Regions from separate parts of the Homo sapiens genome. Here all the other regions are linked to region 3. Evidence: chromatin loops called from intact Hi-C (ENCODE). Cell type or tissue: GM12878. All regions are shown on one strand. Links, peaks and the distances in the headings refer to the core of each region. The heading gives the core; the rest is flanking DNA.

Evidence for each region. Peaks named below come from ENCODE experiments on the same cell type or tissue, not always from the same donor. Only the 100,000 strongest peaks of a DNase experiment are listed, where the experiment ranks them.
Region 1: it touches region 3 in a loop (6-fold over the local background); 1 of 110 quality-filtered maps calls a loop at or near these places.
Region 2: a loop joins it to region 3, with 4 times the contacts of the local background. A loop is called at or near these places in 2 of 110 quality-filtered maps.

Annotation. Positions count from the first base shown.
Region 1 is chr13:42,543,345-42,553,691 of GRCh38, reverse strand. No RefSeq gene overlaps it. Among named protein-coding and RNA genes, the nearest start is that of TNFSF11, 26 kb to the left of the region's middle. RefSeq lists an enhancer at 4,292-4,341. In GM12878, for the core only: no CTCF peak of the experiment used is centred there; DNase peaks (open chromatin) are centred at 4,281 and 4,791; H3K4me3 peaks cover 1,078 bases; H3K27ac peaks cover 2,283 bases.
Region 2 is chr13:42,400,317-42,410,663 of GRCh38, reverse strand. No RefSeq gene overlaps it. Among named protein-coding and RNA genes, the nearest start is that of LINC02341, 19 kb to the left of the region's middle. RefSeq lists enhancers at 4,376-4,785, 3,879-5,078 and a silencer at 10,011-10,100. In GM12878, for the core only: a CTCF peak has its summit at 4,848; DNase peaks (open chromatin) are centred at 4,153 and 4,733; H3K4me3 peaks cover 1,089 bases; H3K27ac peaks cover 3,588 bases.
Region 3 is chr13:42,329,324-42,339,670 of GRCh38, reverse strand. No RefSeq gene overlaps it. Among named protein-coding and RNA genes, the nearest start is that of AKAP11, 62 kb to the right of the region's middle. RefSeq lists an enhancer at 5,331-5,400. In GM12878, for the core only: a CTCF peak has its summit at 5,419; a DNase peak (open chromatin) is centred at 5,200; H3K27ac peaks cover 727 bases.

The DNA.
Region 1 (10,347 bases), core at 2,792-6,791, 210 kb before region 3:
ATAAAGGAGATGGCCGTTGGCTCTAGGGACCCCACCAGTCACACCAAAACTGTGCCCCATGGAACCTGGGGCTTGTAGGGCCCCATCCCGGTGAGACACAGCATGGCTCCCTGTGTCCCAGATCTCCCTATTAGTCTGGCTGGGCCTCCTCACCATAGACCTGCAGCCACAGATGACTACAACTGCATGGCTTCTCACTCTTCTGTTGTTTAATGTCCAAGGAGGGCAGTTTGGCAACACCAAGAAGAGTTTAGACAAATAAACATGATCAGGACACACCATAATGAATGGGCTGCACCACACAGCCAGACTGCCCAGCTTCATGGTTTCAGACTGTTTGGATTCACCATAGAACTTTGCTTTTTCTGCAATTGCTCCATTTAGAAGGACAGCAGGTCCAGCTAGGCTGGCATTGAGTACATGGTTCATTCAGTACTTGCTATAAAAGTGAAGTCTTGCATGCAATGTTTGCTGGCTGAATTTTACCACTGCTGTCCTACTGGTGAAAAGGATTGAGGACCTCAGACCTACAGGCACTAAAGATTAGGAGATACTCCTATGTCAGAGTTTACCATAGGCTGAAATAAATGGGCTTTGTCAATGGGCTGAATTTTGCACCTCTTCCCCCTAGACCCCACAAAAAACCCTCCTATGTTGAAGTCCTTGCCCTCAGTACCCCAGAATGTGACCATATTTGGTGACAGGGTCATTATAGAGGTATTTAAGTTAAAATTAGGTAGTTAGGTTGGGATCTAATCTGATGACTGTCCTGATACAAAGAGAAAATCTGAATACAGCCACATACAGAGGGAAGACAATATGAAGACACAGGGAAATGACAGCCATTCACAAGTCAAGAGGAGCCCCTGGAACAGATCATTTTCCCCATGGCTTTAGGAATAAGTCAACTCTGCAAACACCTTGACTTTTGACTTGTGGTCTCCAAGACTGTGAGAACATAAGTTTCTGCTGTTTAAGCCACCCAGTCCCTGGTACTTTGTTATAGCAGCCCTAGCAAACAAATACAGACTTTTTCTCATCCCATCTCTGTAAAGCCACAGACTTCTTAGTAGGGATACGACTTCTTTTCTTGGGATCCTCTTTTACTGTCTTGAATAAACAGCCGGGAGGAACACAGGGAACTTCTCTGACCTAGGTTGGAGCTATTTTTCCTTCCTGGACTCTTTTGTCCTAAATGTAACAAATAAGTTGTGTCAATTTACTTGATAGCCCTCTCCCTGTTCTTTCTCCTCTCCCATTTCCCAGAATAAATTAGTCTTCCCAGGAAACAGCTCCAGGATCCAGTCTTTCCCCAGGGAGGCCAGGGAAGCTCTGAAGGGTTCCCCAAGTCCAAGTCAATTCTTTCAAGGTTGGCCCTAGGAAAACCCAGGCTGCCATGAACAGTAACTCTTATCAGATTCTTCTTGTCCCAGTAGTAGTTTGTCAGGCTCTCTGGGAACAAAGTACCTGCTCCATAAAATATTTTCTTCTGTGTACTGCCCCCAAATAATCAAATGTATTGATGAAATGAAAGGTATATTGCCTTTCATTTTACTTGAAAGATGAGATGTCTTTATTGCCCATCACAAGTAGTTGATTCCTTTAACCATTCAGGATGGCCATATTATAGCCATTCTATTAGACAGTTAGCCATGTTTGGAGAACCCCAAAGGCTACCGAAGACCACAGGGGACTCTTCTGCCCTGTTCTGATGCCTACCCTGGTCTGGATCTATATCCCTGAGAAAATTGGACCTCACGGGTCAAGAGCAAGGGTCAGAGCCAAGCACAAGGCAAGAAAGCTTAGGCTGCTTCTGGTTTTGTTAACTAAAACTATCATTTACTTCATCAGCATGACTCATACACCAGTACAATACAACATATAGGAAACAGTGGGAGAAGTAAATCAACCCCACCACTCAGGTTTCCACCATCTGTAATGGGGGTTATACTGAAAGGGGACCTGAATGGAGGAAGGTGATAACAAGGAGGGAACTTATTAAGGAAGGTGAAAAACAGGAAACTTAGTAAGCGAGGGCATTATTATAAATACCCTGGGACAGGTGTTTGAGCCTCCTCACTTGCAAAGCATTTGTCAAAAAAAGAAAAAGAAAAGAAAAGAAAAGAAAAACATGGCCCAGCAAGACAGTGACCCATTTCTGGCTGCAGCACTAAACCGTCCTTCCTGTGTCACCATCATTCAACAGGGGTTTAGAACACAAGAGGTGTCCTGTGGTCCAGGGTTGCCCAGCCCTCACATTCATTAAACTTTCAGGGAGAGAAATTGGCTTTCTTTCCCCATAACTCTCAAGGAGGAAGCAGCCACATATTTTACCTGAGGAGCTCATTTCAAGTACAGTATTAAATACTTTTTGATTTTCCATCAATAAGTTTTTCTTTATGGTTAACCAAACTCCATCACGCTATAATCTTAAATGTTTTTATAATTTTAATTTAATATAATGTTATATTTAATGTAAGTTTAATTTAATATAAAATATTACTTTAATATGAAATCAATGTGTATCTATAAAAAATATAAAAATATTAAGAAGAAAGTAATAGTTATTCATAATCATTTACTGGTGAAAATCAATGTTAATAATTGAGTATATGATATCTGTATATATGTATATAAATGTATGCACATGTGTATCTTGCTTTTATTTGATGTTATAAGTATTTCTCAATAAGTTATCTCATAAGTATTTCTCAATAAGTTATCTCAATATCATCAATAAATACGTTTTATCATCAATAAATAGAATCTTCCTAAGTAGAAGTTTGATTCTGTTTTTGGTTGTCATGTTTCTTTTAACACCCACAGTTATTTGGTGGCACTAAGAATAAATCACTAAACTTTTTATTCTAAATCCCAAATTATGAGAATCGTAGATGGCCTCATCCTATCTCTAAAACCCACCCAATCCCCAAAGCTCCTGAGGGTTAGAGTCAAAAATAGAAAGAATTAGGGTTCCAGAGACGGCAAGAATTAAACATATCACTTTTTTTTTTTTTGACTTAGAAATTCAGTGGTTTGTTCTTTAGGGACAGAAAACATCCATGGTATCAAAAGAGCCACAACAAAATGTCCTACTTCCCACTTTAATAGCTGCACCCCATAATTTTCTCAGCCATTGCCCATTGTTGGACATTAAACTTGTTTCCCACTTTTGGCTCGCATAAGTAACAATGCGATGAATTTTACTGGGTATGGATCTTTCACTGATTTCCATATGTTATCCTTAGGCTATATTCCTAGAAGAATTACTAGATGAAAAGGTAAAACTGTAAGGCTCTTGATTCCTATGTTAAGCTATAATTTATAGTCTTGCAGCCAACACAATCTTCAAAAAAATGTAACCTTTTATCATCTTAAAGTGGGCCATTCAACTTCCTCCTCACCAGATCCAGTAACTTCAGTTTCTTTAAACTTTTAACTTCTCCCCAAGGAGAGATGGGATTCCAGGATCTCAAGGAATTACAATCAATCCTGGATGGAGAAGCCTGCATATGACAAGACTCCACAAATAGGATGGAAGAGCATTTGGAGTCCATTTTCCCAGGAAATCACAGGCTGCCTGGACATGCTGTTCTCAAATGTATATTCTTCCCAGCTCTTGAAGGACCACTATCCCTGCTTCCACCATAGAAAAGGGAAAACAGATGCAACGACCATATTGATAAAACCCCAAGCCAGCATGATTGTTCTGGCAAACACAAATGTAGATACAAAGGCAATGGGGCTTAATATATTTTAAATCAAGGCCATCCCAACTGATATGTATTTAGTCTATTTGTAGACATTTCAACAAATAGGCACGAAGAGTCTGATAGTGCCAGGCACTGTGGTGATGCTGGGTGTGCAATAGCCAACCGCATAGGCACAGCCTCTATCCATGCGGAGTTTAGTTTCTGTGGGTAAGTGAGTATGTACAAGAAGTGCCATGATGCAGTCAGAGGGGGAAGCCTTCCTGCCCAGCTGGAAAGCCTGTGGACGACACAATGCAATCTGACCTTTCCATCATCAGCCCAACCAGCCCCACTCCCATGCCCTCCCACACCTTCAGAAGAGAAATCTTTGTTCATTTCTTTTACTTCTCTGCACATCACATGCTATTGAGAAGCACTGAGACAGAGCACAATCAAAGAGGCAAAGCACTGGATTTCACTGAGACACCAAATCTGAAAACAGGAGAGGAGACAGCCCTTGCTGACCCCTTTCAGCCCCCACATTCAATGTGTCCACAAAGGTAGACAGTAAACAGGAAAACTCACCACCACCCTCACTGTGACCTACTATCTTGGAGGCCAGACTGGCAAATCTCCTATGCAAATAAAGCCTCTTTGCTGGATGTCTAAGGCAGGTTTTATTTGCAGAGCAACTGACCAAATCCTGGGGCTCTGATGAGAGCCCAGACCTTCCCGGACCTCTCCGCAGGACCCTGGGTCGTCCTGAGCGTGTCTGCTCATAGTGCTAGTCTGTCCAGGGGTGTTTGTCATCTGCTTCATTGTATGTCTGTTTGTCTGTTTGTCTTCTCTCCAAATCTTTAGCAATTCAACAATAAACACCAGAAACCTAACTCTACTCAAAACATTCACAAAGGCGCTGCAACCATGCTTAATGGCATTGAAGCGAAGGAAGTGGGGCTGGGGGAAACAGGGTGTTGGTGGGTGTTCCCAGTTCCTATGGTCACAGCCTTAGCCACAGCCTTGAAACACACAGTATCGGGTTCTCAGCTAGCCCCCTTGGCGGGGAGAGCTGGGAGTTTCTGACCTCCTTTGGGGTTAAGGCTGCTGGTCTCAGTCTGTGCGTAAGCGAGTGGTCACAGTCCTTAATTGCAAAGGGGAAGTGGTCAGAAAACACACTCTGTCCTGGCAAGATTGATAACTTGTAAGATACTTTGGAAGAATGCCAGAAAGTAACACTGAGGTTGTCTATGAAACTAAATATACATACATCACTTACAAGTTTGCTTATAATTTCCAACATGTTCTGAAAAGAAAAAGAAAGGAAGCAGAGGGAAAGGAATTAGAGGTAGAGTTCACAACAAAGCCAATAGAATTCTCTGCCATTTCCTTTTTTGAGTGAAGAGATCACTTTAAAATAATAACATCTAACAAATCCAACAATTACTATGTTCAGGGTCCTAGTCAATGCATTTTACATGTATTGACTAATTAATTAATCATAATAGTTTTAGACACCAGTCCTTTATTTAAAATAAATAAATACTCCCATTTTATGGATAATGAAACTGAAGTCCAGAAAGTTAAGTCATATATAGGATCCCTAAGATCTAGTAAGTACTGGAGCCAGGATTTGTTCCCAGGCAAATGACTCGAGGTTAACACTAAACAATTACACCCTGCTAAAAGGGCTGAATAATTTCTATCAAATTCAAAATGAATTATCCCATGGCAAAGGGACATAGGATTTGGATCATGCTGCTAATGAAGTTGTTGTTACCAAGATCAAGACACAAGGATCAAGAGCAGTTTTAAACTGGACACTGAGGCTCAGTGAGGCCCATAAGCTGGGAAGTATATTGCTTTGGCGCTACCTTCACATTTCTTATGAAGAAAGCAATCTAGAGAAAGTCAGTAAACTTTGACCATATGAAGTTTCCAGTTTGATCTCGAATGTTGTTTCTGTTTGGGGCCACCATGCTATCTGAGCTGTCATTTTGTTACCTGACTGAAGGTAAAGGAGTTATTGCCAGGGCATGCTGTAATATTCCTCCTGGAGTTCAAAGTAGTTAAGTCTAGAAATAAAATAAAACCTTATAAGCTAGTAGACAGTGAAATTGAGACCACAAAGCACACTTGGTGATCATATGCCCACACTTTGTCTTCCAGGAAAAACATGAGAAAGAGTGATTCTGTCTTTATGAGCTGGCTCTGCTTGAAATGAAAGTGAAGGGTGAGGCTCCCAGTCTCCACTTTTCATCTCTGAAGGCTGGTGAACTTTCTGGAGACTGCCTGGAAGCCTGCATTGGGGTGACCTACATACTGCGTTAAGTCCAACAACAGTTTATGGAGTATCCACTGTATGAAGAAGGCCATGCTAAATACTGTGCAGGACACAAAAATTGAAAAGACAAAGGCTGAGCCTTCCAAGAGCCCATCGGGCTAAGAGTCATAACTGTCTGCATTGGAAGTCTGGCTGGGAAACAAGTCCTGAGACTTTGAGTTAGAGGGGAAATAAATGAAGAGATGGGAGAAATGTCTGGGGATTGTGAGGTTTGAACGGGACTGTGCAAGTGAGTAGAATGTCTTTAGGTGAAAAAGGGAAAAGGAAGAAGTTTAAGTTGAAGAAAATACCTAGAGCCAGAGGCGAGGTGTGAGAAATACATGGTGAATCTTGGACTAACAGGGGTAGGCCAGCACTACTGTGAGCCCAGAATGGGTCTGAGTGTGTGCATGCCTCCCCTTTTGCACATGTGGGGAGAAAAGGTGTGTATATTCTAGCAAAGACTGAAAACGAAGGCCTAGCCAATGCTGTGTAAGGTCTCAAATGCTGGATAAAGGACTAACAACTTTATTCTGCATGTCAAGGAGGTGGATGGGCATCCAAGTCTTTGAGCATTGAATGACATGATCAGGGATATAATTTAAGGAGACTTTAAATGCCTTAAAAAGTGCACCCTAGTCATAGGTCATAGTGACCCTAATCATCAGATCCAGAGGCTGACCTGAACAATAGCATCCCTGAAGTCTGTTTCTGGTGCTGACCCAGTGTGGGTCTTCAGATCGTAGGACAAATGTACAGGGTCAATCCCTGGGGAATAATAATATAACTGATATTTCACCAACAATGTAACATGGTAGACAACCGGTTACCGTGCGACATTGAAAATGTATAGGAACCACGCACCCCACATAGATGGACTCATCCATTTTCATGGAGCATGAAGCCTAGGCAGAGAGATCATTCCAACTCAGTAAGGACTGCAGAGAGGGGTGTCAAATTGAGCACAGGCTCCAGACTCAGACACCTAGGTTTTTGTGTCAGTTCATAACTTTAGTAGATTAGTTTACTTAGGCTGCTATAAAAAAGTGCTACAACCTAGGTGGCTTAAACAACATAAATTTATTGTCTCACAGTTCTGGAAGCTACAAGTCTGAGAGTTCCTTCCAAGTTAGTCCAGACGCTAGAAGAAAGCCCCCTGTCAGCAGGGAAGTTTCATCTGAGGGCTGTGAGACAAAGAACAGTTCCAGGCCTCTCTTCTTGGCTTATAGATGACCATCTTAATGTTAATTCTCCCTGCATGCCTGTCTGTGTCCAAATTTTCTCTTCTTATAAGGACACCAGTTTATTGGATTAGGGCCTACCCTAATGACCCCATTTTAACTTGATTGTCTCTGTAAAAACCCTATCTTCAAATATAGTCATATCTTTAGGTGCTAGGGGTTAGGACTCCAACATATGAGTTTTAAGGAGATACAATGCAACACATAACACTCAGTTTCCTTATTGGTGAGATGGGCTAGTACTATTACCCACCTATTGTATGTGTTATTAGAAATAAGTGGCTCAAGCTTGTGAATTGCTTAGAACAGTGCTTGGCACACAGTAAGCCTGCAGCAAATAATAGCTACTGTTACACAAATTGACAGAGGAATGTAGAGCATTCTCCATCCCGCCCCTCTGTCCTGACAGCTCCTATGCCTTGCTCCCAGGCAAAAGCCAGGCTGATTGACAAGTAAGCAAACCATCAAAATTCTGTCACCATTCCTGACGAAAGCGATCACAGTGGCTCTTAACCCACCTCTCACAGTTTTGAATGTAACTATTCTTCACCAAGCAAAGTTTCCTATTATAAAACAAAAGAAGGAAGCAAGCCACACTTTTCTATTTTTCCCTTGGAAAATATCAACCTCACTGCACCTTTAAACAGAGACTGACAGCAGCCTGACTGACAAGCTTGTACCTCCAAAGCCAGTTAGGGTTGCAACGTCCTGGCTCACTCAGCCCTAGCATCCCTCAAGCGGGACGGAAGGAACCCCGACAGCCCTGGGAAACAGGCTGTTTAACTGGCAGTGCCGAGTCAGCAGCAAGTGTGCAAGGCTGGTTATTTGTGGACGGCACCAAAGAGTGGCTATTATTTTAAAAGAAATTCTCATAGAAAGAATGTTGGATTTAAAACAAATAAATGGGCTCATGGAAGCAGAATAAAACTGTAATGTAAGTGAAATGCTGAGCATTAGACCGTGTCCATCCACACTCAGGAAAACAGCCGTCAGAAGGTCCAAGCTTTCAGTTCTTTCAGAATTCACATGATAATTGTGATAAAACAGAATGTTTCTGAAATACTAGTTCATATCATTGACAATGCCTACTTTATAAAGCATGAAATGTAGCTTTCACTGGGAATGCCCATATTACTGGCTCTAACAATAGGTGAAATGAACATGTATGTTTTGTTGAGTTTTTTTCACATTTTAACATCTCTGAAATAAAAATATGTATTAAAATTATTGTGAGAAGCAGCATTGTGGCCTGGCATGGTGACTCATGCCTGTGGTCCCATGTACCACCATGCCTGTAAGTGAGAAGAATCCCTCGAGCCAGGAGTTTGAAGCCAGCCTGGGCAACATAATGAGACTCCCATTTCTAAAAAATAAAAATAAATTCAACAATATGTCTTGTAGAATCTCATTTTTTTTTCAAAGAAAGAAGCAGCATTGTGTCATAGTTTAATTGGCTGCATGTTGTTTTTTTCATGGAGTATAAAGTAATTCTGAAATTAACAAACAATAGTGATGCAGATTCAATGAAATATGGGAGCAACTCTAAGTGCATTTGAATTTCCTCTGGGAATAGAAAACATGACTCGTTTCTTCTTCTTTACATCTCCCTAAATCTCCTAGACCTATATCGTGGCATGAGTAAGAACATCTTCTAGTGGCAAATGTAAAAAAAAAAAAAAAAAGGACAACAAGGTTAGTGTTCTAATTGAAGTCAGACTGCAAATTAGCAGCAAGTGATTCAGACTCAAAAAATCAGTGGAGTGGTTCCATTAGATCATGAGTAGCCACGGAATTGCTTGTGTATGTGTGTTTTGTGATGTGATTTTGTAGCTTTAGAACCATGACATAGCCTGGGAATTAGAAAAGAGATAGAAGCAGGGAGTGGCAAATATAAGAAGCCTGAGTGGCAGGCAATTGTTGAGGCCCTGAACCTCGGAGGAGAATCAGAAGCCAGTCTTTTTATTGTGCAATATACTGTCCTTACCTAACTTCTTAGCTTTGTCACCACATTTGAGCTGCAAAAAGTGGACCATGCATTTTCAGTTCCTCACATCTTAAAGAGCAGGGCATCCAATCAGTGCTTAATGGACATCTCCCTTTCTTAAGAAAGTGTTTATAACATATTCCTTTGTTGATGTCTACTATACATTAGTGGAGAAGAAAAAACAAAGATGGATAAACTTCCATCTCCAAGTGCCAGGAAAATTCTTCCAACAGAACTAAGGCTTCCAGTGTCATGGAAGTTCAAAAGAGAAATTTAATTTGTTCATACAAATTGGGAACTGATCACTCCTCTATGTTACACTAGTCTAGACTACAATGTTTTCAGTAGCACAATTTTGTCCCTAACAGAACTTTCCAACAATGTTAGACAGATGTGTGCCACTTAAGGTCAAAAAAAGTAGCAAAAATATTTTGAAACAGAGAAAGGATTGAATAGACTCACTGTATCACTCAAGGAAACTCAGACTTTACGTTCTTTCTTCTCCAGCTATGAACAATGGAAATAATAGCAATCCCTTAAGAAGCAATCCCTTTAAGAAGGTGTCTTAAAGACAGCCTGGGAAAGATAATAGAATTGAATAAGGAATATTATGAATGAAAATAATGTAAGCTCACCTGTTGCCACTCTCCCTCATTTTCCACATTTTCTCTTACTTCCCGTCTACATGGGCGGTTTCCCATCCATCTCCATGTTGTGTTTACTTTCCACACATACAGAAGATAAACAGATATTTTCTGGGAACAGATATTTGCTGGGCTCTAGGAATATGGTGTTGAACAAAACAGATGCAGTCTCTGCAATCATGGACTTTAAGCCAGTTACCAGGACAACAGCTAAATCCCCCATCTAGCTCCTCTGTGAATTTCTCAGTGAGTATTTCTCCTTGAGTTTGCAAAGCAAACAAGAATGTGGCCCCGGGAGCTAACACTAGAAATCCAAGTAAAAGGGAATTTCCAGTGGAGAAGAATACCTCTTCCATCTATGCCTGGGGCCTTGAATTTTCTCTTTGCATCCCACAGGTGTCATTGGGATGCAATAATGGATGTGAAAAGTGTCATATAACCTATAGAAATCTGTAATAAATTCCCA
Region 2 (10,347 bases), core at 3,185-7,184, 71 kb before region 3:
GTCAACTGATAAAATGTGTGGAAATTCTAGCATGAGCCTGGCACATGGAAAGGGTTCTGGAAATGCTGGAAATGTAGACAGGTATAATAATTGTATTCTAAGTTGTTCCTGTTGTATTCTGAGTTCTATAAAGGCATTTGTTTATTCATTTATTATTGTGTAAACTTATTATTTGTTGCATGTTAAGGGTCAACATAAGGTTTGCATACACTATGTACTCCAGCGTTCATTCAATGAATAAATGAAAGGATGAAAATTGTATTCATGAAACTTGAGCAGACCAGAGGACAATACTTACATCCACTAACTCTGCATTTCTGAAGTTGTTATGGATTAAGAATTCGTGTGTGTGTGTGTGTGTCTGGGTGTGTGTGTGGCTCTAGGTGTGTGTGAGTCTAGATGTGTCTGTGTATGTATGTACATGAACATACATGCACAATATATAAAACTGGTAAAGACTCCTACTCAGGAAATAGTCCATGACTTAAACAAATCAACAAAGTGGCAACTCCCCCTAAAAACATACAGCTTAAACCCTTATTTGACTTCAAATGTAGGTCCATTGTCAAAGACCACACATCTGGAAAAGCCATGACATAATGCAGGCCATAATTCAGGGTTTGTCTGCTTCACAGCACACCTTAACATCACCCTCCTGTATTCCCACTCTGCCTATGCTCCCACTTCCCACAGTTCTTATCTTGTTATATTATTTATGAGCCTGAACTATAAATACATTGAAATAGGGAGGATTTTGTTGGCTTGGTGCAGTTTAAAGTGCTTTTCAGTACTATATATATTTACAACATCTTATAAATATTTAAAATTGTCATAATAATGACTCCATTGACTCATAATAAATTCTGTGTTTAGTGTAGGGATGATTGCCAAATTGATAATCCAGAAAATTGGAAAACCCCATCAAACTTTGTGACCTGATGGTCCCCAAAGAATATCTTTCTAATTACTGGAAAAGCCTGAGCAGTAAGCTTAGCTATCTTAGAAGTTGATCTTAATAGATAAACATCCTGAAATTTACCTCTTTGGGAAAGATAAGTAAAAGAAATATTTTCTGCTGAAAGAAATATTTTCTGCTGAAGAATTTGTTTATTGGACTGTATCTTAAAAGTCGAATAATTTTTAAGAGCTATCAGGCAGTGTATAAAAAAAATCACAGATCAAGAAGTACCCTCCATGGTCTGAATGGAGAATTCCAAGCATGATGGAGAATAAAGTGTGTGAGAACACTGAAAAATGATGCTGCAGATGTATAGCAAGGATCCTTGGGAAAGAGCCTTGAATGCCATAAAGGAGTGTGAACTTTATACCAAAGGGCAGTGATTCTCCAAGTGTGGCCGCTGAGCAGTCAGCAGCATCAGTGTCACCTGGCAGCCTATTAGAAATGCAAATGGCCCAGCCCTAGCCTGGGCCTATGGAATCAGAAACTCTGGGGCTGGGGCTAAAGCACAGTCATCTATGTTTTCACAAGCCCTCCAGGTGACTCTGATGCACCTCTGCCATACAGAATATTTCTAAGTATTGGAATTATATAATCAGATCTGGGTGTGCCAATGGCAACGTGAAAAACGGATCAGAAGAGAAGACACTGAAGGTGGGAGGGGCTGAAAAGAGTAATGAAAGTATTGATTGATCAGAGATTTTTGCATTTTATCTGTATTTTTTCAAGCCTAAGATGACATTGATGATGTCACACCACTATTATATTCACCTCTAGAAAGAACACGTCTGCCAATTAAACAATAACCTAATGTTTCTTATCACTTGGAATTTGTATTTTATACTTACTAAAAGGGATCCTTTATACTTATACTGTCAGATTTTTATCATATATCACCCTTGCACATACATAAATGGGAAAATATAAGCAAAATAATTTGGTCAAGGTATTTCTAACATTTATTTTCTATTCAGAATCTGACTCTTCTGAAGCACTGTCCACTCAAAAGCTATCTAGAATGTGAATGGAGGGAGCATTCTGTGTTTTTATAAAGCTCCACTGTTGTTTCTGGGATTTTCTTCCAAGTGCCTGATGCCTATTCTGCAAGTCTGGATGCACACGCACAGACCATGGTGTCCCCCTCATGACTGCTGCCTGTAAGATGCTTCCTGGCTTTGCAGATGATAAAGTGTGGGATGTGAAGGACATTTTAAAATTGATGATATCCCAATGAGCACTCACCTGGGCCTCTACTAGGGCAGTAATGGGAGTAATAGGAATAAGGGGACAAAGGCCAATCAGAATCCATCAGAGGTGGATTCTAAAAGTTGTGTGCCCAACTAGATGCAGAGAAAGGGAAGAGGTACATGACTCTGAGGTTTCTAATTTGAGTGACTTAATGGATGGCAATGCCCTGGATTGGAAACTCAGGAGGAGTGGGTTTTAATAGCAGAAGGAAAGCAGTGGATAAGGTAAAATGGGTTTGGTTTATGGTTTTTTGAATGGGACATCCCAGAGGGATTCCCAGGTAAAAATGACTGGGATGCAGATATAAATAAAACTTCATAACTCAAGGGTGAGTGAGGGTGAATCATGGTTAAAGAGAAATAGTTTTTAATCCACAACATCTAAATGGTAGTTGAAACCAGGGTGATGAGTACCATCTTCCAAGGAGGATATACAGAGAAGTTGAAGACAGTTAGTTATAGAACAAAAACAAAAATTAAAGAAGTAAATAGAGATTTGAAGGAAGGAGCAGAGAGAGAAAAAAATTGTTAGATGATGTTTACATATCTTGTGGGCACCTCAAAGACAAAAACTGTCTTACATGTATTCTCACTCCCTAAGACAATGCCTAATCCAATAACATTTGTTGAACCAACATGAAAATGGTGACCCAAAAGCCAAAAAGGTGAATATTTTAAGGAGAAAATGATCAACAATATTAAATGTTATAGCTGATATATAAATAAAATGACAAAGAGGCCACTGGATTTAGTAAATCCAGTTTAACTTGCACCGCTACCACCAACTTCATTTTACAGGTTAAGAAAGAGAGGCCTAGAGACTTGAACACACATGTCCAGGACCACCAGTTGGCTGACTGGAGAGTCAGAGGCAGGACTCTGGTCTCCTGGCTCTTTTCCTGGGGCTGTTTTCTCTATACGGAGCTTCCCCTCTTAGAAGAGGATTACATCCACTGCAGATAAAGCTCTGGATCCAGGCAATCAGATAGGCTCTTTTCTTAGTCCATTTTCTGTGGCTATAACAGAATACCACAGGTTGGGTAATTTACAAAGAAAAGAGATTTATTTGGCCACAGTTCTGGAGACTGAAAGTCCAACATTGAGGGGATGCATCTGGTGAGGACCTTCTGCTATGCCATGACTGACGGAAGGGCATCATATGGTAAGAGCAGAAGAGACAGACAGAGATAGTGGAGGCTAAACTTAACTTTTTATCAGGAGCCCACTCCCGAGATAATTAACCCAGATAGCAGCATTAATCCAGTAACGAGGACACAGCCTTCATGACCTCATCACCTTTTAAAGGCTCCACCTCTTAATACTGTTAAAACGGCAATTCAATTTTTTTTTTTTCTTGAGACGGAGTTTCACTCTTGTTGCCCAGGCTGGAGTGCAGTGGCATGATCTCAGCTCACTGCAACCTCTGCCTCCAGGGTTCAGGCGATTCTCATGCCTCAGCCTCCCGAGTAGCTGGGATTACAGGTGTCTGCCACCACGCCTGGCTAATTTTTTGTATTTTCAGTAGAGATGGGGTTTCACCATGTTGGCCAGGCTGGTCTCGAACTCCTGACCTCAGGTGATCCACCCACCTCAGCCTCCCAAAGTGCTGGGATTACAGGGATGAGCCACTGCACCTGGCCAGCAATTCAATTTTTAACTCATGAACTTTAGGGGACATATTCAAACCATAGCAGCTCCTACTGACCAAGTCCACCCGTAACAACAAACTCCACTAACAGCCACATCACCTCCACGGAGCAGGAGAGAACAGAGCAAGGGGTCTGGTCCTGGGCATGCATTTTAGGGCTTGCCCTAATACCTGATCATTCATCGCCGGCGGAGTACCCAGTGGAAGAAAAAGTTCAGGGGACTTTACTCTCTGGGTTCTATCTTGAGCCAGAATTTCCTCTGACTCTGGTTACATGTAATAGAACAGAAAGTGACACCACAAGCAGGCAGCAGAAAAACAAAACGGGCTTCTTCTATAGTATGCGGTCATTAACCAGGATGTTCATACCAGCTTCTGTATGAAGAAGAGCAAAATTTGAATTCAGTGAAGTCAAAACAAAGATAATGGTATCATTCTTTTTGATGTCAATTAAGTTGTATCACTGTTTATTGGGCTGATGACATCCTGAGAAAATGAGTGATTTCTTCAAAGCAGTGATTCTCAAACATCAGAGCTTATCAGAATCACCTGGAAAGGCACCTCTTTCAGAGCTCCCAGGGTAGCCTAAAGTGGGCTCTGCCCTTAAAGCTCCAAATTCTCTGGAGGTTTATCCCAAGAGAAATAGTGAACATAACATCTCCCACATTTCAAAAGTAAAACCATTCAAAGATCAGGCTCCATGACTTATTTCCCTCTTTGTAATCCTTGCAGGGCCAGAGGGTCGACAGGATGAGACGTGTGGCCAAAACCCATGTGGCTTCAGTGTTTTTATTAATACAGACATGTACAGCCATGCGGAGGTGTCCGGAAGCCCCCATCTGGCAAAGATGACTAATGGGACTTTCCCACTGACATCCTAGTAAAGGTGCCAGAAGTATATTCATTCCAGATCACAGCCGTAATAGGGCAGTTTCTCTTGGGACACTACCCTGACAGACAACCGTCTTCCTTTTACAACCTACGTGACACCCCCATGTGGTACCTTCCTCTCCACAGTGGTGAGCACAGAAATGCATATCTGACCAGAACCCGGGAACTGAACGCTTCACAGCAAATGTCAACCTTTCTATAAACTAGTAGGAGTGCAATTTTTCTTCCATTATGCAGATTGCAATTTCCACCCACTTTTATATTCCATGTCCCAAAAAGTGAAAAGCAGATACTGTAGTTAGAATCTCTAATCAAAGGAGCACTAAGTGGGTACAAAAGTAGATGAAAACTCAAGAAGATACTATTGGCTGTTTGCAGAAAATCATCAAAGACTTTCTCACAAAGCAGTGGGAAGGAATTGAGTGAAGAGTGATGTATTCACTGATGGGTTCTATGGAGTCAGAACATGCAAATACATATTAGGCTAAGAAATACAGAGTACATTTATTCAGAGCCTACTCTCACAAAGATAGGCAAGATTTCTAACTAGAGATAAAACTCATATAACCATTGACACAATCCTAGTCCATTAATAATTGCTTTTTTTCATATTGTGAAGAGAGGAACCAACAGCATTAATAAGAAATAGGTATCTGGAGTATGAACTGTCCTATTAACTGAGTGACCTTGGGAAAGTCATATAATCTTTCTGGGCTTCAGTTGTATCATAAGTAAAATAAGATTGAACTAGGCCAGGTGCAGTGGCTCACACCTGTAATCCCATCACATAGGGAAGCTGAGGTGGGAGGATCGCTTGAGCCCAGCAGTTCGAGGCAAGCCTGGATAAAACAGTGAGACTTTGTCTCTATAAAAATTTTTTTAAAAAATAGTTAGCTGGATGTGGTGATGCATACTTGTGGTCCAGCTACTTGGGAGGCTGGGGAGGGAGGATCACTTGAGCCCAGGAGGTCAAGGCTGCAGTGAGCCGTGATCATGCCACTGCATTCCAGCCTGAGCAACAGAGTGAGACCCTGTCTCAAAAATAAGAATAAAAAAAATTGAACTATATGCTTTCTAAGATTTCTCCCAACCCTGAAGTTCTGTGTCTATAACCGAGGGAACACTGGCTATTGGAAGATTTAACAGAGATATGAAGCATCGGGGGATATGTCTTATAATAGCAAAATAATTCTCTTTCATCATGGACAAGAACACAAATAAATATGACTGTGGTCATAACAGAAGCAGGATTTGAAAAGCTGCAAAGATACAGGAGCTGCAGAGCAGATTCCTAGAACACCATACTCAGGCAGAAAAAATCATCTCTCCAAGGATGCCAAACTATATTTTCTAAACAGTGTCTTACAGAATGGCAACTCTGCTGGGTACTAAAAGGCTTGAGAAATGAACAAAGTTAAATAAGTAATTTTGCTGCAAGAGGTCTCAGAGCCTTTTCTGCACTGTCCAACATAACTTTCTGCAATGATGGAAATGTTCTATGTATGTACTTTCCAATATGGCAGCCATGAGCCACATATGGCTATTAAGCATTTGAAATGTAGCTAGTGTAATGGAGAAATTGAATTTTTTATTTTATTAATTAGTTTGTAGTTAAATAGCCAGATGGGGCTAGTTTCTATATTTCAGAAAGCACAACTTATATCACACATACACATTTATAATGCTAGCTCTAAGAGGGAGCCAGCACATACAGCATTTACCAAACTTGTTGAGCCATAAAATTCTGCTTCCAAAGGACTGGAATTCTTTGCAAAACCATTTGGGAAACACTAGACTACGAGCTATCTGCTAGGTGGTTGAAGCCCCAGGAGACCACTCTAGCTTTGACATTCTAACTAGCCAGCACCATCATGGGCATCAGTCCCCACCAAGTGGTAAAGACTGGGTTGTTCTCTGTTCTCAACATGTGATAATATCATCTCACAATTCAGTCACATCAAAATTTCCCAAGTCCCAACAGACACCCTTAGCAGAGGTAGCCCAGTGCAGGTACAGTCAACGGGAATCAAGCAATGTTAAACAACTGGCTGTCCCTTTCCACCAAACGTAAAACAATGATAATCTAGTGCAACTGGGCTTTTAAGTTCACCAGGCAATCTTGGATGCAATGATATATCATTATCTCAACAACCCAATGAGATAGGCAGCATTCCATTTTGTAGGTGATGAAAATGGTGCTTACACAGCTAAAGTGACTTAGTTGCTCAAGGTCACACAGTTACTGGGACTTAACCTCAATCTTTGAACTACACCTCCTCAGTCATTCTAACAAAACCATTTTGAACTGAATTTTTCCTTACAATGCCTAGGGCCCATAAAAATATTGAATTAATAAATTCTCAAAATACCAAAACATTATAGATCCCTGAGGAAAGTACTTTGTGTTACAAGCTTTGCTCACACATACCTTGAGAAGTATAATAAATGCAAGAAATGTGTAATGATAATGGAATATATAAGAGACTGACGTAATTATTCATGAATATGTGTAATTCCTATTCTCCAAGAACTCCTCCACTGGACCTGTAATAATTATGTGCCTCTCAACTGAAAAATCCACATTGGTGTGTAAATAACCAGCTACAAACTTCATTCGCCCAATTATTTCTCCTTTCCTGGGTATGCAATCAATTTAGTGCTTCTGAATGCTATTTATTCAGACCGCAATAGCATACACAACTGCCCATTTGTGCCTCAAATTCATGCTTGACTCCTTGAGTGGCAGCTTGTGGGCCAAAGCCCTTGAACTAATTTGTCATCACATCAGATGAGTGCATTTGACTCTGACCTACACAATTGCAGAAATCAAGGTTACTCCATGGAATATTGTTTCTTGAACCATCATTTGGCCTTGCAGGAAATTAGGATTTGCAGCTATGACTCCATGTTCCAAATCCAAGCATTGCCGAAAGAAGACAATACAGGTCTTGAAACAGCATGTCAAAGAGGTGACTCTCTACAAATTACACAGGCATGGCTGGCTATTAGCAGGGCTCACTGCACTCACTTTGGCTTTTAGATTAAAATATAATCACTTTCAGTCAAATATATAGCAGTCATTATTTTCTCTTCACTAAAATTATATACACTTAATATAAATAATAGACTTTATTATGCCATACTGTACTCTGAAAATAATTTATACTACAGTTTTCATTACAATGTGGCATACAAAATGCCATCTGCGGTCATCTCAAGGGTTCTGAGAAACCCAAAGGGAAGGAAAAGTGGGAGGTAAAATAGCAATGAAAGAAGAACAAAAGGTCAGCTGGAAGGAAGATACAAGGACATTTAAAGGCGAAGGCTGGGTTGTCAGGCAGCTTGAACAAAGTGATGAGACACATGGAGGGCCTGGAAAATCTGAGAGAGAGATGATTTAAGTAATCAGCACTCTCAAAGGCACAGTGGACAACACAGGAAAAGTTGTGGGGAACGAAAAGGTTGGTTAAGGGGGAAGTTGGAAACACATGAATGGGAAAGGGGGAACAAAACACCTCTGCACACAAATCCACACATCCAGCTAAGAAAGCTCAGGGGCTGGAGAGCTCTGGTACACCACCACCAGATCTTACCACCTGGGACTTTGTTAATATCTCACATTCCTGGTTCACAGGAATCTGTGGTTTTAACAGGCACCTCCAGGTGACTCTCATGATGGGCCAGTTTGGGAGGCAGTGCTAGTGAAGAATGGCACAGATGTGGGGCTGACAGCCTAAAGTTTGAAACCAGACCCATCCACTCACCAGCTCCGTGAACTTGGAAGACACTTGACTTTCTGAGCCTGGGTCTTCTTGTCCATAAAAGTAAGAATATGTTTTGCCCCATAACGATCCTCCAGGTTAGGTCTTATTATCAACATCCCCACTTTACAGATTAGGAAGCCAAAGTAAAGAGTGATGAAGTACTTCGCCCAAAGCCATGCTGCTGACAAGTGGCAAAGTTGGTATCAAAGCAGAAGACACCTGGCTCCAGGTGCTATGCTCTCAGTCAGACACTGTTCTGCCTCTCCTCCCAGAAAGGAACGCTCTACTGAGAAAGGCAGGAGAAAAGCTTTCCAGGCAAAGCACTTTATGTTAATTCTTATTCACATCAGATAACAACTGATGTCCCACTTATATAAGTTACTCTGTAAACTAGCAAGTTTACTCAAATTAATTTTTGAATCAAGCGTTTCTTCCCCAAGATTAATCATTTATAGGAATCAAGCCATGACTCCACCTGGGAGATGGCTCGAGCATATTAATGCTTCAACAAAAGTCACAGCTAATAATGGTACCACAAGTAGTAGAAATGAGTATTCAATCAGGCACCCTTAGTCTACGTGCCCAGACTTGAATCTGCCCTAATGGGATTCACTGATGCAAGACCATGTGCCTTGAGTGGATTCACCTCTACACTATTTTACACAGGCTTCTAATCTCCTCAACATATTCCTGAGCTGCAAATTTGCATTCTCTTTGAAATTGGGTCTTACTAGTTCATTTCTGAAGACACTGCAGCATATATCAAAATGAAGATCTAATCACCTGCTGTTCTGACAAAGAATATTTATTTTACCAGGATGTGTGAAATGATTCTTTCTCATTTGTCATCATGCTCTTCACTCCGGGGTGAAAGAAGATGCACATCATGCATCCTGAAAGATAGAACATGATGCCAGAAACTAATTCTGAATGTTCTGTCTTTCAAAATACATATGTATATATAAATATAAATTTTTAAAAATATATGTATACTTCAGAAGACAGAGTCCATTGGACTCTGAACCAGAAGAATGACTTTTTCTTATTCCTTCCCATTGGCAGATATTCTGCCTTCTGGAGGTTTTACACCATTCCATGTAAAATATTTAAAGGTAGCTGCCATGTTCTGGGGTTCTGGTTAGTGAGCTTTCTGCCATAAGAGGTATTCAGACCAAGTCAGTTGATCATCTGGCAGAAAGGTGTAGTGCTTAAAATCAAACACCAGAAGCGGTATTTAAACTGGATCACCTTTACCTCCTAACCTTCAGCTTCTAGGACCATCCTGGCCTCTTCTGTCAGGCTTCAAAGGTTCAATTCTTCCATCATTACTCCTAGAACACTGTCTTCATATTTCATCAATCTAGTTGTCCCACCCTCATCTGGATATGCCCTCATTGATCAACATGCCTCTTAAAGGGTGCTCCTCAGAACTAAACAAATGTGATCTGACCAATGAAGAACACCCTAGGACTGTCACCTCTTTAATCAACAGTCACTTCTATAATGTGCTCTGGAAGAGCACTTCCTGTTGTTAAAGCTATGCCTCACCAGTGGCTCTAGTTGAGCTTGGGGTAACCTCAAGTGTCCAAAGTTGTAGCAACTTGGACACAGATTTTGACAGGAGGCTGGGGAAGGAGGTCATCTGTGCAATGAGCCATCTGTTTAGAGAGACTATCACCATGGGGAAAAGCATCCAGGAGATGGAAAGGGAGGTGAGAAACTTTCAGAGGTAAATTTCACTTTTTCAGTTTTGCCTCTGATTGGCCCTGGGATTCAGGACCATGGAGACAGTCAATCCAAAATCTCCAAAACAAAGTTTATACCTGCCTTTAGTCTAAA
Region 3 (10,347 bases), core at 3,100-7,099:
TATATGTATCCTAATGTAAGATATTAATAAGGAAAACTGGGTATGAGGTATATGGGAACTCTTTGTACTATTTTTACAACTTTTTTGCAAATCTGAAACTATTCTAAAATTTAAAGTTTATTTAAAGAAATTTGGATTCCTGAGTGCCCCATCCCCAGAGGCTGTGCTTCAGTATATCTGATCTAAGACTCGTCAGCTGGTAGGGGAGTAAGCTAACCAGGTGATTCTGTTGCAGGTTGCATCTGCAGTTTTCTAAAAATCTACAATCCAGGATCTATTTGTTTAAATACAAAAGCAACTGGCCATTGAAATGTCTACCTCCTCTACGCTTGAGTGCCAGCAGCTCCAGAGACAAAAATGACTGCCTCCTACTTGCCTGACCCAAGGGTACCATTCCCAGTGCTGGACTACTCCAGAAATGTTGTCATATTATGCCATGGCCGGTCACCAAAGGCCACATTTCCACAGGTTTTGACAACCCCCAAGTACAATCGCATTCACAAAAATAAGCTTTTAAAGCAGTGATGATGTAACAAACAGTCCTGTGGCCTCCAGCTCTGTGAACTAGTGAAGTAAAGAAAATGAAAAGAGAATAAAAGGTAGTGCTTCCAGCAGCCCTCAAACTGAACAGATTAGTGCAGGGAAAAAAGCTACTCATTCACCAGGAAGAGCACGGGCGGGAGGAACCATGCACATCTTCAAGGCTCAATCCAACTGTGCTTGGTTGTGCATGGTCTAATGGTACTCTCCAAAACCCTCCGATATTTATATATGGTCAATTAAAGCATAATAATTTTAGCTAAGGAGATGGTCTTCAATATTAAATAGGAGACTTGTGGAATTATTTAAATAGTTTGGTTGGAGAAGGTAAACCTATATGGCCATTATAAATCTTAACCATATCATTAGAATAGGTTGCTGTCAACTAGTATAGAACAGTTGGATTGTGTCTGTCTTATTTTCTCCATGGGTATTCAATCCCTTGATCCCTTCATTTAGGCGACCTGATTTTTGGCAGGTGTGTTATTCATTTCCTATGAATATGACATTTTCATAGTGAAAAGATGATCAGTTACTCCCAGATAATATCATTTGTCTTAATTTGCAGACTTTCCTGAAGCATCAGGAAAAACGTAACAGATGGGTGGTGTGTGTCTGTGTGTGTGTGTGTGTGTATGTGTGTATTTTCACATGGGCCACCCGTACCGGGGGCCAGACAAATGAGTTCAGCCTGTGTACCAGGCAACAGTCTCCACCAACAATGTTTTCATTACTAATTCTTTCTTGCTCCCAGGATCAAATTGTAACACTCTGTTTTTAACCAAAATACAATGAATTCTCAGCCTAACCAACCTCAGAAGGAGACTTACTGTAATTTCCGACAGGCTAGCACTCTGTCAGAGAGCTCATGAGCAGGTTTGCTTTTGGAAAACAGCCTAGGGTTGGAGATTTTTGGTCTGAAGTAGGGAAACGTAGAAAAAAATTCATTGAAGAAATTTAGCCCAAATCCATGTTGCCAACCTCAAATGATTAGTTTCCATATAGAAAACAAAAATAAAGATGAGGACAAGATAAAGTTTATTCCTCAGACTGCTCTACTGCATGAATCATCCAAACCCAGTAACCAGGATATTTCCGTCCGCAATACCTCAAAACAGACTCAAATGGCATTGAAATAAATTGTGTTTCCCCATTTTTAATGGCACAAAGTTCATTTGAGTTAAGCAAATGACATCATATGGGGGGAAAACTGTAACCTTTAGTTACCTGTAACCATAGCAGACACTCTGAAATATGATATTTGAACTTATAATACCTGTTAAACCACAACAGATTCTGCAAATGTCAGTGTCAGGCTGTTAGGGAAGCAACTGATCAGAATCCCAAATCCTGTCCCAGAATCCCAAGCCAGGATAATTTGTTATGGAAGCAAATTATTCTTGATATTTTAAAAATAATTCTAAGTAGAGTCACTAATTAATCCTCACCTCGTAGCGCTCAGTCCTGATAAATGTAAACACTTGCCTCTTAGCAGGCATGATGAAGGGGACTGCAGGGAAGCTAACTTGTTCATGGAGCAAGTCAGAGGAGAACGCACATTTCAAATGGAAAGTTCATCTCCTAATTCTGAGCTCAAGTCATTTTTCTCTGCATTGCTGAGAAATTGGCACCGAGATAAGAAAGAGGCCAAACTGAAATCATTACATGAATGCTTCTTGGTATTTGGGCTCTGATACCCAAGGCTGCCTTTTGGTTTGTAATTCTTTTTGAGATCTTTCTTTCCTGGAAATGGTAAATGCCCGTGTCCATGAGGTGTAAGGTGGGGCAACAAATACTGGTCAAACGGGAAAAGACCCAGTTGTTGCATCCTGTTTTCTGTTAGACCACAGTTTCAAGTTCCTTCAGGGCAATTGTTTCAAGACTAATTTTCCACCCTTTGGTGCCTTGTCAAAGAACTTTCTAGGGTCAGCAACATCAAATGGATGCTCTGCAAACAATTTCTGAGTATGTGCCAGGCCCTGAGGACATAAAGACCCATACAACACCTTCTCTTATGGTCCAATACAGGAAGACGTAAGAAAGCCTGACCTCTCCTCCTGGAATTCTGTGCCTGGACTTTTTCATCACTCACCACTTGGTTGGAGACCTGTCTACTGTTGAAATGACCACCTCCTATATTTAGGGATTCTCTAGAACAGCCCTGTCCAATAGAAGTATAACGTGGACCACAAATGATTTAAATTTTCTAGTAGTCACATTAAAAACAAAAGTTCAAAAAATATGTGAAATAAATGTTAATAGTATATTTCACTTAAACCAGCATATCCAAAGTAATGGCATTTCAACATGTAATAGACACGAATAAATTATTAAATTAGGAGATATTTTCTTTTTCACACTCAATCTTTGTGAAATCGACATCTATTCTACACTTCGGCACATCTCAGCACTCATTTCAAGGGCTCCAGTAGCCACATGTGACCAGCAGCTACCAAACTGAAGGGCACAACTCTAGACCCTAGCCTGGCTTCTTTTCTTTTACACTGCGGAGCTGAAAGCCTCTGTTCAAATAAGAAGGTAATGTATTGCTATTGCTGCTGTAACAAATTCCACAAACTTAGTGCCTTACCATACACATTTTATTATCATACAGTTCTGGAGTTCCGTCTGACATAGGTCTCACTGGGCTAAAATAAAAGTCTCATCAGGATTATCTTTCCTTCTGGAGGCTCTGAGGAAGAATCTATGTCCTGCCTTTTCCAGCTTCTAGAAGCTACCTGTACTCATTGGCCCTTGACCCCCTTCCTCCCTCTTCAAAGCCGGCAAGGATGCATCTCAGACGCTCCCTCTGATCGTGTTGTCCTCTGACCATAGCTGGGAAATGTTTCTCAGTTTAAGGAGATTAGATTGGATCCACCTGAATAATCCATGATAATCTCCCCATCTCAAGATCCCTCCTTTTATCCCATCAGCAAAGTCCCTTTTGCCATGTAAAGTAACACATTCGCAGTTTCCAGGGATAGGGACCTGGACATATTTGGGAGATCATGAGTATGCCTACTACAAGTTTGGTTTTGTTTTCATTACAAAGACAAAAGAATAAATATTTGAACTTGAGGACTTGGAGAATCTATCAGGTTACACTGGAAAAACATTGATTGCCTTTTTCCCTCAAGTTCATTCAGAAAGAACAAAAACTTCTTCCCTTGGATAAGAAAGACACAATCACTTTCATGAAGTTCCACCCATATCCCAGGATACGAATTTTTTCCTCCCACATGACACTGACTCTTCATTAAAAATATTTTAATGTCTTCTAGATGCCAGACATATACCAATCCTAAAAAATAACCACAGCCAAATAGCAAGAGGAAGATTATGGCATAAGGCGATGGTTCTTTTCAAAGGTAAGAGGGTTTTTAAAAAATTACTATTGTTTTATTTTGAAATATTTTTTCATGTTGGATGCACACTAAGAGCATGACATCTTTCCCCAGAAATGTTACTAATGAGAAGAAATAACCTAGGAAGAACCCAAATAAGCAATAGCAATTTTTAAAACCTTTTATTTGTCAGAAAAATATCAGAGTCATTAACACATGGAGCCAGAGATCAAAATAGAAACATAAGGCCAATACATTTGAGACTTTCTTAAGGACATAATTTTTAAAGACTTAAAGATTGTGAAGTAAGTATGTTTATTTACATATATCAATGCATCTTTTGATGCTAGCTTATTACTTGCAAGTGTCATGCCAATAATGCATATTGTCTGTCACCTGGCTTATGGCTTTAGCCCCTTTTGGAGGATAATCATAAAACCAAAAACTGTTGGGGCAGGAAGGAACCGCAGACAATGCAGTCCAGTCCACTCATTGTGCAGATTCAAAAATAGGCCATTGGGGAGGCCAAGTGACTTGCTCAAAGTCTTACAAGTAACTAGTGGCTCAGCCAAAGCCAGACCCTAGACTACAAACTGTCAGAACAATGCTTTTGACCTGTTGGGAAGGGGTGAAATTCTCCCTAGCCACTCATTCATTCATCCATCCATCCATCCATTCAACCAGCATTTGCTGAGTGCCCACCACATGCAAACGCTGTTCCAGGGCTGGAGATGCAGAAGAGAACAAAACTGGGGGCCTTCTGCCCTTGGGGGTGAAGAGATAACAAATATATACTTATGCCAGGTGGTGAAAGGGCTAAGAAGGAACATAAAGCAACATAAGGGGCTCACTAGTGATGGAAGGTTGCTGCTGTTCACAGGTGGTCAGGGAATACCATATGGATAAGGTGACATTTGAGTAGAGAGTAAATTTGGAGTAAAATTTAGAGTATGTTTAGAATAGAAGCGAATTCTAAACAGCATGGATATCATGAAATGTTAATAGAAAATTCCAAAAACGATAGTGAGGATGTATATGAAGGGGAGGCCAGTGGGAATCAGTGAAATAAGGAAGCAGGTGGCTTAAACAGAGAAGGGACGCTGGTGGTGGCAGTCTGCAGTCTGCTCACCTGAGCCTCCATGCACCTAAGCAGGTGTGACCTCAGAGGAACCCCCTGGAACTCACCTCTGCTGTCTGCCTGGCACAGGTCCAGGTGGCGCCTATGAAGACAGGCCCCATGACCACAGGGGAGCAGTTCTGGCCTGAATCTGAGGAGGGAACCTGGGCAGAAAAGGATTTCCTTTTCAGTAACCAAAGAACTAAGAAAACCCTCCCGATTCCGAGTGGGGATGGAGGTGGATGAGCCAGCAAGAAAGGACCTCAAAGGTCAGGCCAGATTAGAAGCCAGGCTATTTGAAACAAGGAAGGGAAGCGACTGAGAAACAGTTCAAATCGTCAAGCTAATTGTGCCCAAGGAAGCTTTTCACAAAGTGTAATTCAGGCTTTTTTAAACCATAGACTGTGTTGCTGTACCACCTTGAGGCTCCAAGTAACACTGCAGCTTTAAGAAAGCAGAGTTGGTCATCAATGCCGCTGGACTTCTGTGGTCTCTGCCCAAAGCCTCCTTCTCACTGTGATAAAATTCTATGTACCCCTGGATTGGTGGCAAGCACCGCCCTGTAGTGAACCCCACGGGAGAGACTGCAGGGCTGTTTTCGGGACAGTAGCGAACTCAATGGCTGCCACTCAGCCCTGTGACGCTAAGACCAGCCCAGCCTGGCTGAGAGGTGCATAGGCACCACTGTCTAGGGCAAACTGCCAAGATGGCCATCTTAGCCTACCCCGAGCTCCAGCACCTCAGATCCTGTCCCTTCACGCTCAATCACAAGGCAGCTTCTGAGGCCATCAGACGTCCCTACTCATGGCTGAGGACCACAGTGGCCATTCAGCAGCTTTGCCTTCCTCTGCATACCCTGGCCAATGGTGTCCTTCCCTGTGCCGGTATTTGCTCCTGCTAGAAACTCTGGCTTAAAGCCCCCTCCTCCATCTCTTCCCTCATCCCACCCCTGCACTCTCCTCCTCCAATCCAGTCCCTTGGCAGGACAGCAGGCACTTCCTAGTTACAGACTCGGGGTTGGGATTTGGATAGCCAAGCCTCTGTGTCAGGAGACGGGGCGGGGGTCCAGACGTGGGAATAGGGACTGGTGTAGTGGGGTGCAAGACCGAGGCAGAGATAAGACAGGCAACTGCAGCAGCTTCTCTCTGCCTTCCTCGGTGGAGAGCAGTCTTCCCCTCACCCTAACCCACCCCAATTTTAAGAGGCGAAAAAGAAAACCCAAGTAATGTGTGCTTTTCAGGAGGCATTTCGGGACACAGAAAAGTTTTCTGGCTTTTTTTTTTTTTTTTTCTTTTTAATAAACTACTTTCATTTGTGCCTAAACATATTAACCTGCATACTATTTCTTTTTTTTTTTTTTTTTTTTTGAAACAGAGTCTTGCTCTGTTGCTCAGGCTGGAGTGCAGTGGCAGGATCTCGGCTCACTGCAACCTCTGCCTCCTAGGTTCAAGTGATTCTCTTGCCTCTCAGCCTCCCGAGTAGCTGGAACTACAGGCATGCGCCACCAAGCCCAGATAGTTTTTGTATTTTTTTTTAGTAGAGACGAGGTTTTGCCATGTTGACCAGGCTGGTCTTGAACTCCTGGCCTAAAGTGATCCACCCACCTCGGCCTCCCAAAGTGCTGGGATTATAGGTGAACCACCACACCTAGCCTAAACATTATTTCTCTTCGAAGTTTTCTCTCTTGTTTTTGCAAAAATTCCAGAAGCCACCTTGTTAATACACCCACAACCTCTTTGATCAAATCTTGTTGAATAATATATTTGAAATTAATTTTCCACCATGAAATACAATATACATTTAAAATAGTATATAGAGGATGTGTGCAATCTGAAGAAAGATCATAAATTAAAAATCCAGGGGCATAGAATTCATAAACAGAATATTACTAGTACCTTAGAAGCCTGTGTCACATCCTCCTCTCTTCCCCCACCTTTAAAGGTCACTGTCACTATCAGGAAATCACTATCCTGAATTTTATATACAATTTATTTCTACCCTTTTACCATAGAATTTTAGCTTGTTTTTTGAATAGTCCAGAAAAATAGACAAATACATGTATAGCCCTCCCTAAGAAATTTAATATGTATTCTGTTTTTGCTTGGAAATTGTTAGGTTTTTTTGAATCTGTGGATTATCATCTTTCATTTCCAGAAATTTTCCAGCCATCGTCTTTTCAAATATTAATTCTGCCCCGATTCCCTCCTTCTTCTCCTTCTATACTTTTTAGGCATGAGTTAAATCTCCTTTCCCTCAAGGTCACTTAAACTTTTTCCATATATCGCATTTTTGTCTTTCTGTGCCGCATTCTGGATAAGGTTTTCTAATTCACTAATTCTCTCTCAGCTATGTCTAATCTGCTGGTAAACTCAATTGTTGAGTGTTTTATTTCAATTATCTTAGTTTTGATTTTTGAAAGTTTGGGCCAGGTGCAGTGGCTCACGCCTATAATCTCAGCACTTTGGGAGGTCAAGGCAGGCAGATCACTTGAGGTCAGGAGTTCGAGACCAGCCTGACCAACATGGTGAAACCCCGTGTCTACTAAAAATATAAAAATTAGCAAGGCATGGTGGTGGGCACCTGTAATCCCAGCTACTCGGGACGCTGAGGCAGGAGAATCACTTGAACCCAGGAGGCGGAGGTTGCAGTGACCCAAGATTAGGCCATTGCATTCCAGCCTGGACGACAAGAGGGAAACTCTATCTCAAAAAAAAAAAAAAAAAAAAAAGATTATTTTTTAAATCAGTATACTTTCAGCAAGTAGATGACCCTCCATGATGTGAGTGGGCCTCATTCAATCAGTTGAAGGCTTTAAGGAAAACAGACTGAGGTCCTGCAAGGAAGATGAAATTCTGCCTCCAGACTGTCTTCAGACTCAAGCTGCAACATCAGCTCTTCTCTGGGTCTCCAACTTTCCTGCCTGCCCTGCCAATTTTGAACTTGCCAGTCTTTGCAATTGCATGAGCTAATTCCTTAAATAAGTCAATCTCTCCCTCTCTCTCTCTCTATATATATATGTCTATAGACAAAGATACACACACACACACACACACACACACACACACACACACACAAATATCCTATTGTCTCTGTTTCTCTGGAGAACCTGACTAATACATGCAGCTTCTCTCTCCCATGCCGCATCAGTCAATCAAACCTGAAGCTCAAGTTCACTGGGCTCAGCAAATGCCTTCAAAGCCAAAGTTGGTTTTACTGCCTGCTTACAGTTGCACATTTCTACCTTCATTGGGTTTTTGGCCTGCATAAATCCTGCCTTCATGCCAGCCCAACAATGCTTTTAGGAATATTTTTTATATTTTATCCAAAATGTTTAATTGTTTCCCATGGGTGGGTTGGTCAGAGTGGCTCATTCTGCCATATGAGTACAGATGAAGTCAGTAAATGAGCTGCTTTATTGTGCTTTTCCTTAACTTACCTTGCAAACCATTTCATCATGAAATGTGGCTCATCCCTTGGTGACCTCTATCATCTGGGCATTGCTGAGTCATCTTCTTTTTGCAATACTCAACTTACTGCATCAAATAAATAATAATAGTAATGATTATAACTATATAAATCTGATTCAAAATCACCAAGAAGCAAGGTAAATCCTTCCTTGCTAAAGTTCTCTGATGGCTATGGAGTGTGGGGTTACACTGCATCACATTACGAACATCTTTTAACATTTCACTTTCTCTCCCTTCCCCCCTGGATGGAGGACTGTTTGCTCCCCGACACCTGCCATCTCTCCTTCCTCTCATGTTATCACCCCGCTTTCTCTCATCTCTTGGAGAGAGGAGGCGAGATGGAGAGGAAGAGGTAGATAATACTCAGAGATCATTGGAAGGTGTTACACCTGAATGGCCAGCATAATGTAGGTAGGATACCTGGAATAGGTGCTGGGGCAAGAAGAGCTTGATTTTAGACATACTGGACTCTAAAGACAGAGGGCAATGGGAAAAGACCGCCCAATAACTGAAAAAAGGGACCAAGAGCTTGAAAAGGGCATTTGTTCTTTCGGTAATTTTTTCTTCAGACCATGTTTTGTGAGACATGGAAACCATGCATGAAATGGCCTCTATTGCTGTCAGCTCTGACAGGCAGCAAAAGAATGAAGGCAAAGAAAGAAGAAAACCATATAGTTAAGCTGAGATAATAAAAACTTGTGCCTGGTTTCTGGAAGGCACCCAGAGATCCTTTTTACATGTTGTCCTTCTCAAAATTTATCTACTTAAAATCCTTACTTTGTAAAGATTGTCAGCTGTATCAGTCTGAAGCTCAAAGCAATACCACATAAGAAGACAAAGAGAATCCGACTATGTAACAGTCAGAACAAAGAGCCCCAACCAAGATATTTCCAGCCATGACAATGGCCAGATTCATCATTGCCAAACTTGAAAAGGCCAAAGGTCAGTTTGGGGGTTTTAAAATGTTTTTGACAAATATTTATGAAATAAGGGAAATTTCACTTGTTTAAAATATGTATGTGGGAGTAAAAACGGGAAAGAAATATACTACTATATAAATAATTGTTATCTATGTGATATGGTTTGGCTGTGTCCCCACCTAAATCTCATCTTGAATTCTAGTTCCCATAATCCCCACGTGTCATGGGAGGGACCTGGGGGGAGGTCATTGAATCATGGGGGTGGTTACCCTCATGCTGTTCTCGTGATAGTGAGTTCTCACGAGATCTGATGGTTTTGTAAGGGGCTTTTCCTCCACTTCGCTCTGCACTTCTCCTTGATGCCACCATGAGAAGAAGGACATGTTTGCTTCCCCTCCCACCAAGATTTTAAGTTTCCTGAGGCCTCCCCAGCCATGCTGAACTGTGAGTCAATTAAACCTCTTTCCTTTATAAATTACCCAGTCTCAGGTATGTCTTTATTAGCAGTGTTAGAACAGACTAATACACTATGTGTTATTACAAGTGATTTTGTCATCTTTTTATATTTCTGTTTCTAAATTTGGTGATAGATTGTAGTGCAATGGACAGAACTTGGGCATTGGAGCCTGCCAGACCTGGGCATTCATTACCACTATGCTCATTGGGTAAGAAACTTAACCCCTCTGAGCCTCAGCTTCTCACATGAAAAACAGAAATAATAATGACAGGGTTGATACTGGATTCAATGATAGGAAATGCTTGCCATAGAGAGTAAACAGGAATTATTATATGAACCTGCATTACATTTTAGGTGCTCACTCTTTCTCTTTCATTTTCTATTTTAATTCTTATTTTAAACAGTGCTATTTCCTTATAAGCTCAATTTCCTTCTTACAAAAGTAATATATCCTTCAGTAGTTTTTTTCAGCACAGTTCATTGTAAACTCTTTCAATCTATT